3 separate regions of the Homo sapiens genome follow, and all the other regions are linked to region 1. The links are chromatin contacts, found by Hi-C or POLR2A ChIA-PET in ENCODE. All regions are on one chromosome and are shown on one strand. Each heading gives the region's core, a stretch centred on a gene start or an enhancer-like site at or near the end of the contact. The rest is flanking DNA. Distances are from core to core; before and after follow the strand shown.

Region 1 (3,485 bases), core at 399-2,898:
TCTCCTGCCTCAGCCTTCCGAGTAGCTGCGACTACAGGCGCCCACCACCACGCCCGGCTAATTTTTTTTGTATTTTTTAATAAAGACGAGGTTTCACTGTGTTAGCCAGGATGGTCTTGATCTCCCGACCTTGTGATTCACCCGCCTCGGCCTCCCAAAGTGCTGGGATTACAGGCGTGAGCCACCGCGCCCGGCCTGCATTCCCCTTAAAACAGGGAACAAGGCAAGGATGTCTAATGTTATCACTTTTATTTAACAGACTACTGGAAATCTGCACAATAAGGAAGAAAAAGAAAAAGCACTCAGCTTAGAAAAAAAAAAACTCCCTATTTATTTGCAGATGAAATTATTATCTATGTAAAAATTCCAAGGAATCTATACAACCCCCCCTAAAATTAGTAAGGGAGTTCAGCAAGATGGCAGGTTACAAGATCCGCACACGAAACCAGTTATTCAGAATGCAGCACAGAGGGACAAAAAGATGGAAAATATAGACGGTAGGTTAAAAAGCTTCTTATGTTCGAGTTCCAGAAGGAGAGAGAAATGAGACAGGCATCTGAAGAAAAATGACTGCGATTTCCCAAAACTGGTGGAAGATACCAACCCACATATTATAGAAATCCAAAGACTTCCAAGCAAGAAACAAAACAAAAGGAAGAAAAAATATCCCACTTAGACTTATGATAGCGAAACTGCAGAACAGTGAAAGATGGAGAGCTGAGGACGGAGAAATCCACAGGGGCCAAGTGAAAACAACGTTTACACCTTGGACTTAACGATAAAAGCGAACTCGTACTTGCACAGTCATTGGCGCCTGCCAAACCCCTTACACATATTAGGTGATTTACTCCTCACAGCAAATGTATTAGGTAGATTCTATTACTGCTTGTATTTTACAGATGAGGGAGTTGAGATTTGGTTATTTGCCCAAAGGAGCACACTTTATCGATGTAGCGATAGGATTTTGAACAAGGTAGTTCTCGCTCCAGTTTTGTGCCCTTAACCACTACACATACTTGTTTCTCCAAAGGGCACTGGGAAAATGGGAAGCCACTGAAAGACTTTAAACCGGGGAGTGATAACATTTGTTTCTGGAAGATCCTGGCACCACTGTGGATAGTGGATTAAGTGGGGCTAAAGGTGGAAATAAGCCGCTGGAATAATGTAGCCCCAAACAGGGAGGGCCTGAATGAACTAGTGAGGTGGCAGAAGGCGCAGGCACAAGCAAATGGATTCGCGAGCTCTTCCGGAGTCGAGTCCATAGAGCTTGACCTGGGATCGCGTTTTACTCCAGGTGCAGAGTGAGGAAAACCGCGTTTCTGACGCAGGCAATTCGGTGGATAGTGAAAGTCATTCACTGAAGTGGACTGAAGCGGGGCGCACAGGAGACTCGGAGGCCTGAGGACGAGCTAGGCTTTGGACGCGGTGGATTTGTGGCGTCTGTAAAGCCGGCGGCCAGCCGAGGGGCAGGAAACGGCAGAAAGCAGAAGCCGCATCTCTAGAGCTCTCCGAGAAGGACCTTCGAGAGCCCCGGCCTTAGCGAAGCTCGGCACGGCGCTGCACGCGTCTCCGGAAGCCGCGCGCGCAGGCGCAGAGCGGGGGGGCGCCCCCTGGCGGCGCAGGGACCGCCCCCAACCTCGCGCCGCCGCCGCCCGCCTCAGCCCAACATGGCGATGCACAACAAGGCGGCGCCGCCGCAGATCCCGGACACCCGGCGGGAGCTGGCGGAGCTCGTGAAGCGGAAGCAGGAGCTGGCGGTGAGGGGCTAGGACAGGGGTTGCACGGCATGGGGCTCCGCGCCCGCCCCGCCTCCAGGCCCCAAGCCCGGCCGCGCTAGGCCGTTTGTTACTCCGGGGGCGCGGCGCGGCGGGCCGGGTGCTCGGCGGCCTGAGGCCGGGTGCGCATTCTGCGGCCCGCCGGCGGTTCAGCTTCCCGGCTGTGCGAATCCGGAGCCGGGAGAGAGCCGGGAGCGCGGGAGGGGGAGGGGAAGCGGCAGCCGCAGGAGGGGGCGTGGAGGGAGGACGGTGCCGGGGCCCGGGGAGAGGGCGCTAGGAAGGGCGAGCGTCAGTGAGCCGCGGGGGTGGGCGAGGCGGGCTAGTCCGTGATCTTTGCGGGGAGGGGGTGGGGAAGGAGGCTAGTGTGGGAGGGGGACCCAGTCACCCCGTCTGGACTTTGGAGGCTGGTGGGGAGCGTGTTCTTTTTGGTACTGGGAGTAGATCCGTTGAATGGAGGTTTTTGATAGACAGGGTTGTGATGTGTTTGGGAACATCTAGAAGGTGACAGGCGAGGGAGAAGAACACATTCCGGAGAATTCAGAATTGTGACAGGCACCCAAGGCCCAATGCACTCTGGTGGCTAAGCTCTTCCTGCCCCCGCGTCTCGGCTTGGGCACCCGGGAGGCCCCTCTCACCTGAAGCTGCCCTTCTAGGTTTCCATAGCAACTGGCAGCCCGGTGTCGGCGGCCTCTCTTGAGCCTGCGGGGAGGGGAGCGAGTTGACGCTGAAAGGCTGCTCACCTTTCCCTCTCCTGGTAGCGATACCTTTTGTGCGTGGGAGTGGACATCGCCCAAGTTCTGCGTTAGCCTGGGCTCTTGACTCATGGTTTCCGTGAATCCTCTAAAGTATATGCAAAATTTCGCGTGTGTGTGTATTTTTCTGGAGACATGCTTTATACATTCAGGGGTCCATCACCCCCAAAGGTCTAGACTGTCTTAGTCCTAAACGGCTCCTCCTCCCCGTATCTTCCATCTCTCCACAGGGTGGTTTAGTGTGGGCAAGCTTGCGTTTACGAGTCTAATATCAGGATTTCATTTTGGCCAGACTTAAGTGTTTGCATTTAAAAGGTATCATTCATGTCCTTGTTTTTCATCTCTCAGGAAACATTGGCAAATTTGGAGCGACAGATCTATGCTTTTGAGGGAAGCTACCTGGAAGACACTCAGATGTATGGCAATATTATTCGTGGCTGGGATCGGTATCTGACCAACCAAAAGTGAGTGTCGAAAGCCTGTAGTGTTCCTATTGTGCCCTAGTAACGTTTGTTTTTAGGACTGTATGCTCTTAGTGGCAACTTTGCTGGAGGCAGTAGTAAAGTAGTGGTGTGATCTGGACTTGAACTCTTGGACTCTGGCTCAGGCACTGCCTCACCGAATAATCTTAGACAAGGCTCACATCTGTAAAATAGCGAAAGTTGGGCCTATGGCACAGGGTTGTGTGAGGCTTAAATACAGTATCTTTATACAATAGCATTCTATTAAATTTTTTACACATTTTAATCAGTCATGAGTTCTACCCTCACAGTATTTTTCTTTTCTTTTTTTCTTTTTCCTCCTGAGTAGCTGGGATTACAGGTGCGTGCCACCATGCCTGGCTAATTTTTTTATTTTTAGTAGAGACGAGGTTTCTCCATGTTGGCCTGGCTGGTCTCGAACTCCTGACCTCAGGTGATCTGCTGCCTTGGCCTCCCAAAGTGTTGGGATTACAGGT
Region 2 (3,485 bases), core at 536-3,035, 430 kb before region 1:
TTTATCAAGCCCACAGCTCTGGGCTTAAGGCTCCTCACTTCTCCCCTTCTAGGGCCTAGGCCTGACCATGGAACCCCCCAAGGGGGCAGGCCCTCAGCCCTAATCTCAGGGAGAGGATAGGGTTTGTCTGGAAAAACAGAAAACCTCCTGCCTGACCCCCACCCAGTGGGAGGACCCCCAAATCCTGCAGGGACAGTTTCTTCATCATAAAAAGCACACAGCCCCATCTACTTTGCCCAGACCCTCCTCGCCAGGCTTTGACACTAGAGCAGGGCTGGAATTGGGGTTCCTCTGCTTCCCTGCAGTGACCCCACCCCTTGATCCTAAGGGTCTGAGTCAATCCCCTTTCCCCTCATCGTCCACATGACTTAGACACTGAATTCAAATAAACTTGAGCTCCATTTGTGCTGTGGATGTTTCCAGGAAAAGAAATGGATTGAGAAGAAGGCAACGACTGTTTCTGGAAGGGGTTTACATATGCAAAGTTGAACTGGTCATTAGGATGGCCACTTCACTTGGGGAAAGAGGAAGGGAAACTGTTCACAAGTCACAACAGTCACCCCCTCCCCAGCACTGAAGGCCCATTCCTTCAGTTTGGGCCAAAGCTTGAGAGAAGGTGTATTTATTAAAATAGTTCAGAAAGTAATTCACTAACTCCATAGATAACTGTGTGCCAGAAACTGCTGGTATGTTGATGAAAAGGCATAGTCCTGTCCAACGGGAGCTTACAGCTTAATTAAACAGCCAATAGGCCAAGTGAGAATGATCCTAGCATTCCTTATCTGAGCTGGGTGAGCAATCACAGCTCACTGCAGCCTTGAACTCCTGGGCTCAAGCAATCCTCCCACCTCAGCCTCCCAAGTAGCTGGGACTACAGGCATGCACCACCATACCCGGCTAAATTTAAAAAAATTTTTTTTTAGAGATGGGGTCTCAAACTCCTGGCCTCAAGCGATCCTCCCTCCTTGGCCTTCCAAAGTGCCGGGATTACAGACATGAGCCACTGTGCCCAGTCCCTGTGCTGGCTCTTTTTGTCCATCTTGGGTAACCTCCTTATCTTAGATGGGGAAATTGAGTCCCAAGGGAAGAAAGGTCTTGGCCAAGGTCACAAAGCCAGGCGGATCAGGGGAAGGACGTTGCCGGACAGGAACAGTGTCATACCCTTTATAAAGTGCGTTCACACCCAGTAGCCTCAAACAGCCCTGTGTGGCAGGAGGGCTGGGTGGGGCTAAGGGAGGAAATAGGGCAGTGTGTAGCGGTATAAATGGCCCAGGAGTTGCAGTCAGACTTTCAGTGGAGTCCCAGTGTTGCCACCTGCTAGCTGCAGGACTTAATGTCAAACTGCTTAACCTATCCAAGGCTCAGTTTCTCCACCTGGAAAATGGACATAATGGTTCTTCATAGTCTGGTTCTCCCTCCATTAAACCAGGAGAAGGTAGTTATTTTAGGGGAAGAGTTTCAGTAGAGGTCCGGGTTGTCTACCCTGGAGTGAGAAGAGCTGAGGATGGAACTAAGGAGAAAATAAAAATGCATTATATTCTTCCCCTAAGATAAAATGTGACCATCTTCCTTCTGGGTGGGAAGCTCTGGCCCCATGACCTAGAGGGCTGGGGATGGGAGTGAGGGCAATCATTAGAAAACCTTTCTGGTATAGGAAGCCCAGTGTACCCCAGGGCCTAAGGGGTTAACACGGATGGAGAGACTCCCCACCCCACGATTGACTCGGGCATGCTGGGACTTGCAGGCTGACTGACCACCATGTGGCGCAGGGGCTGTTGGGAAATGTAGTCACTGTCCCGGAACCTGGGGCAGCGGAGTCCCGTGCGCCCTGTGGTGACAGCTCAGGAGGTAGGTGACAATGTCAGGGAGCTGTGGGTGGGAGCAGAGCAGGAAAGCCAGGGCAGGGCTGGGCAGGAGGGAGTGGGCAAGCTGAGGGCTGGGACACCCCCCAACCCCCGGCCTGCAGCTGATGCAATGGGCCTGCTGGGGCGGGGGTGAAGGGCAAGCAGCAATGGGACACTTCCTGTCTCCAAGGAAAGAGGAATGGGACCCTCCTGAATGACAGTAAGGGGATGTTCCCTGAACCCCACATGGACACACCACTGACACCTCCCAGAGAGGCGCTAGCAGAACAAAAACTGTCCCCAAAAGAGAGGAAGAGCCATGTCCTAGGAGCAAAGGGACTAGGTCCCCTTCTCCAATCCACGTACCCCACTTCCAACAAGGATAGACCACACTCAAGAGCAACTGGATGCCCTCCCAGACAAAGGCAGTATAGCAAACTGTAGATCCCAGCGGGGCAAAGGGACTGGACCCCTATCCCTAAAAACTGAAAGGCCTATTCTAGGGAGGACAAAGAGGAGGAGGAGGAGGATCAGGCCTCCCCGGTACCATCTCCCTCTGCAAAGGCCCCTCCCTCCTGCCCCCAACCCCTCTGAGGCAGCTCCACCACCCCATGCGTAACTTGTTGACCAAAGCGGGGCTCCTATCTCCCCTCCCACAGGGTGTGTGCGCTCAGCAGGGGCCAGCATGGACCAGTCTGTGGCAATCCAGGAGACGCTGGCTGAGGGGGAATACTGCGTCATCATATCCTTCCTGTGCTAACTGCGGCCCTGAGCCTGCCCTGGCCTTGGGAAGAGGAATGGAAGGTGTCGAGGTGTCTATCCCCTCTCCTGCCCCTCTGAACCATCAGGGGAGAAGGAAATCAGTATTTACTAAGTACTTACTGAGTCCTGGACTCTCAGCCAAATGCTTTAAATACGCAGTTATCCTCCTAACTCCCTATGAAGTTGGGGATTATTATCCTCATTTCATAGATAAGGAAGGCTTAGAGAGCCTGTTTGTCTGTTAGTTCAGCACATGGTTTGAGTGCTCACCCAAGGCCACACAGTGAATCTGGGGGGGCAGGGGAACAGAGGGAAGGTGGGACAGCCTGGGTGGGGAGAGGCCTCGCCTCTGGGTTGTCTTCCCTTGACTCTGAGCCGCAGGCGGTGCAAGGTGTGCTGTGTGAGGGGGACAGCCGGCAGAGCCGCCTCCTGGGACTCGTGCGCTACCGCCTGGAGCACGGCGGCCAGGAACACGCGTGAGTGAGGGGCTTGGTCCCCACCTGTCTGGGCCATGGGGTTGTTCATCACTGCACCCTCCAGCTGAACTTCAACTGTCCCTCCAGGGCAGGGTCTGAGTCTCCTAGAATAATTATCACAATGATAGTTAATATTTTTTGAACACTATATTTTAAACCCTGCACACGTACTAACTCATAATCCTCAAGATCTAAGGAGGAAGTTTCTTGAGAAGAGACAGTTTAACATACTAGTCCAGATCTTGAGCCTCGTGGTCCAAATGCCTGGGTTCAAACCCAGGCTTTGTTACTAACAAGCCACATGATCTATTGTTTGTTTGTTTTGAGAAGGAGTCTTGGTCTTTGCCCAGGCTGGAGTGCAGTGGGGTGATCTTGGCTCACTGCAACCTCTGCGTCCCAGGTC
Region 3 (3,485 bases), core at 263-2,762, 410 kb before region 1:
AAGAAAAATGAAATGGAGCTAGTTTCAGACTGGAATCCACGTCTTCAGGTTCAGACCAGTGTCTAGGAGGTAACTTGTGGTGTTGAAGTCAGGTAATGCTTTTGGTTGAGTGGCAGCTTGTTCACGTGATTCTCTTGCCAAGCCCAGCTTGCACTGACTTTAGATTGGTAGTTGAATCGGTAGATTGGTAGGAGTCTTTCTGCTCCTGCACTTATTTAACTGCTCCTTTTTTTTTTTGAGACGGAGTCTTGCTGTGTCACCAGGCTAGGAGTGCAGTGGCACGATCTTGGCTCACTGCAACTTCCACCTCCCGGGTTCAAGTAATTCTCCTGCCTTAGCCTCTCTAGTAGCTGGGACTACATACATGCACCTGCACGCCACCACACCCAGCTAATTTTTGTATTTTTAGTAGGGATGGTGTTTCACCTTGTTGGCCAGGATGGTCTCCATCTCCTGACCTTGTGATCTGCCCGCCTGGGCCTCCCAAAGTGCTGAGATTACAGGCGTGAGCCACCGCGCCTGGCCTCACTGTTCTTAACATCTTTTTTCTTTTCTTTTTTTTTCTTCCTAACCACTAGATGACCAGGGATGCTGTTAACTTCCTTTTGCAGCTTTTTCTTTCCTTAAAAAGAGTGAAGTCTGATTTGGGAGAAATACCTCATTATTTCCATCTAGCAACTGAAGTTGCTCTTATTCAGAAAACCCCATTGAGGATCCTGTACAGGGCCCAGTACTTATCCAAGTCAGTCTGTAAAATGTTCACCTGCATTGCATCCTGGGTACATGCAAAACCTGGAGCTGTGTTCTGGAGGGTTTTGAACTATGCACTAAAAAGGAAATGGCTACTCAGAAGTCCCACAGGGGCCATTCTGGGCTATTTTAACAAAGCAGTAATAGCAAATACATTTTGTTTTTTTTTAATCCAAAGTTGATTAGAAATGAGCCAGCTTCGCCGGGTGTGGTGGCTCAAGCCTGTAATCCCAGCACTTTCAGAGGCCGAGGTGGGCGGATCACAAGGTCAGGAGTTCAAGACCATCCTGGCCAACGTGGTGAAACCCCATCTCTACTAAAATATAAAAAATTAGCTGGGCGTGGTGGCGTGCGCCTGTATCCCAGCTACTTGAGAGGCTGAAGCAATCACTTGAACCTGGGAGGCGGAGGTTGCAGTGGGCTGAGATCACGCCACTGCATGCCAGCCTGACGACAGTGAGACTCCGTCTCAAAAAAAAAAAGAAATGAACCAGCTTTGTAGTAACTCAAATTTACAAGGGGATGTGTTTAAGTATTTTTTCTTCTGGACCCAGGAAACAAAGTATTAAAGTCTGTCATGCCAGTGAAAGGAAATGAATGCTATTTATATCTCAGGGTAACATAAAGGGTAACCTAGTTTACCAGAGTAGAAGCCAGAGAGCATGTTAGCAAAATAGCCCCCGGGGTGGTTTTCTCTCTCACTCTCTCTTTCATCTTGTTTTGTCAGTACTAATAGGTAAAACTTGTGTGACCAACATATCCTTTTAGCATGGAGAAAATAAATTTGCTTTTGTTTATCTTAGAGAACAAATATTGCCCATCATTTCCACCGTTGTGGGAAGCTCTGCAGGCTCCTAAGTAACTTATTTTAAGTCACTTTGTTTCCTTAAACAAAAGAGAACTGTATTCGTTTTTCTTCTTCCTTTTGTTGTTCCCCTCTCCATTTTCCTTCTTTGGGCCATTTAATCCAGTTTTATGTTTCTAGTACAAGAGAACCCCCTAAAGATTCTTTTTTTCTTCTGAAAACAGTTTGTTTTGGAATTCTGCAGTTATTGTTGAGAGCAAGTGAGGTGACCCACAAACACTCAGTTAGAAGTGGAGCTTTGAACAGAAAAATCCTCAGGGAGGGACAGTTCAGGAAGAGGGAGGCATCAATATATTTATTAGAGGAAAGATACTGTACTGTTGGAGGATAGATGCTAGCTGACTTGCATGTTTTTCTTTGCTACTTAAAATATACTGTTAGCCCGGCACAGTGGTGCGCACCTGTAGTCCCAGCTACTCGGAGGCTGAGGCAGGAGTCTTGCTTGAGGAGTTCCAGACCAGCCTGGGCAACATAGTGATATCTCTAAATTTAAATAGATAAATATATAAAATAAATTACGCTCTAACAGTTTTGTTATTGGTGATCCATACATGAACTGAAGCTAGCAAATATGAATGAGAAGAGACTTTCTTTCTTGGAATGCCAATGATGAGAATTTAAACAAAGTGGATGTCAAGAGGCCTGGACATTTTTCTTTTTCTTTTCTTCATGGTTCCTTGGTGCACTATTACTTTCTCTTTTTGTTTTTATTTATTTTTATTTTTATTTTATTTTATTTTTTTGAGACGGAGTCTCACTCTGTCACCCAGGCTGGAGTGCAGTGGTGTGATCTCTGCTCACTGCAGCCTCCACCTCCTGGGTTTAAGCAGTTCTCCTGCCTCAGCCTCCCAAGTAGCTGAGATTACAGGCATGTGCTAACATGTCTGGCTACTCTTTGTATTTTCAGTAAAGACGGGGTTTCAACATGTTGGCCAGGCTGATCTTGAACTCCTGATTTCAGGTGATCTGCCCACCTTGGCCTCCCAAAGTGCTGGGATTATAGGCGTGAGCCATCATGCCTGGACTAATTTTTATATTTTTAGTAGAGACAGGGTTTCACCATGTTGGCCAGGCTGGTCTTGAACTCCTGACCTCAAGTGATTCAGCCTGCCTTGGCCTCCCAAAGTGCTGGCATTACAGGTGTGAGCCACCATGCGCAGCCTCTTTTTGTTTTTAGAGACGAGATCTCCCTGTGTTGCCCAGGCCGGTCTCAAACTCCTGACCTCAAGTGATCTTCCCGCCTCTGCCTCCCAAAGTGCTGGGATTACAGGCATGAGCCACCGCGCTTGACCTCTTTGTACGATATTAAACGTGTGTCTCAACTTTCCTCTTATGTCTTTAAAATGGGAGTGAATGTTTGCCTCCTGGAAAGTCACACAGGACTTAAGCAATGCTAATTATTTAGACGTGCTTTCATTTGGGAAATACAATTAGAAATGGGAAATGCTGGCCAGCAGCGGTGGCTCATGCCTGTAATCCCAGCACTTTGGGAGGCTGAGGTGGGCGGGTCACTTGAGGCCAGGAGTTTGAGATCAGCCTGGTCAACATGGCGAAACCCTGTTTCTACTAAAAATACAAAAATTAGCCCGGCAGGGTGGCACATGCCTGTAGTCCCAGCTAGTCAAGAGGCTGAGGTACGAGAATCGCTTGAACCCCAGAGGTGGAGGTTGCAGTGAGCCGAGATCACGCCACTGCACTCCAGCCTGGGCAAGAGCGAGACTCTGTCTCAAAAAAAAAAAAGAAAAAGAAATGGTAAATGCTCACCTCTGAGAACTGAGAACCTGGCTGCTGTCTTCAGGGTCTATCCTAGGGGGATTTCTTCCTGATAAGAACTGCATTGGCTGGGCACAGTGGCTCAGGCCTGTAATCT

The links. A loop is a pair of places that touch in the nucleus more often than their neighbours do. ChIA-PET counts read pairs that join two places held with the same protein, here RNA polymerase II (POLR2A). Pooled maps may share reads with other maps.
Region 2: a pooled map shows a loop between it and region 1 (8-fold over the local background). The contact joins the promoter of INPP5B here to the promoter of MEAF6 in region 1. A Hi-C loop is called at or near these places in 8 of 50 pooled maps. POLR2A ChIA-PET finds 5 or more read pairs at or near these places in 4 of 52 experiments (CD4-positive, alpha-beta T cell, CD8-positive, alpha-beta memory T cell, T-cell and 1 more).
Region 3: a loop to region 1 is called in a pooled map, with 3 times the contacts of the local background. The contact joins the enhancer-like site here to the promoter of MEAF6 in region 1. A Hi-C loop is called at or near these places in 8 of 50 pooled maps. POLR2A ChIA-PET finds 5 or more read pairs at or near these places in 3 of 52 experiments (CD4-positive, alpha-beta T cell, CD8-positive, alpha-beta memory T cell and T-cell).

Annotation. Positions count from the first base shown.
Region 1 is chr1:37,512,929-37,516,413 of GRCh38, reverse strand. MEAF6 (MYST/Esa1 associated factor 6) reads left to right here and starts at 1,648. Exons shown (of 7, transcript NM_001270875.3): 1 at 1,648-1,757; 2 at 2,876-2,991. The coding sequence starts at 1,668. RefSeq lists a silencer at 1,464-2,063.
Region 2 is chr1:37,945,353-37,948,837 of GRCh38, reverse strand. It overlaps INPP5B (inositol polyphosphate-5-phosphatase B), which reads left to right and starts at 1,785. Exons shown (of 24, transcript NM_005540.3): 1 at 1,785-1,848; 2 at 2,504-2,586; 3 at 2,988-3,082. The coding sequence starts at 2,530. LOC105378651 (a long non-coding RNA gene) reads right to left here. Exons shown (of 5, transcript XR_001737983.3): 5 at 3,211-3,485. RefSeq lists enhancers at 1-227, 1,617-1,856, 1,434-1,963.
Region 3 is chr1:37,924,047-37,927,531 of GRCh38, reverse strand. The region is part of intron 7 of INPP5B (inositol polyphosphate-5-phosphatase B); the gene reads left to right. Among named protein-coding and RNA genes, the nearest start is that of INPP5B, 21 kb to the left of the region's middle. RefSeq lists an enhancer at 1,130-1,369. Within about 2 kb of position 1,512, at least 5 of the 41 ENCODE cell types and tissues checked have a DNase peak (open chromatin) inside an H3K27ac peak, as active enhancers do.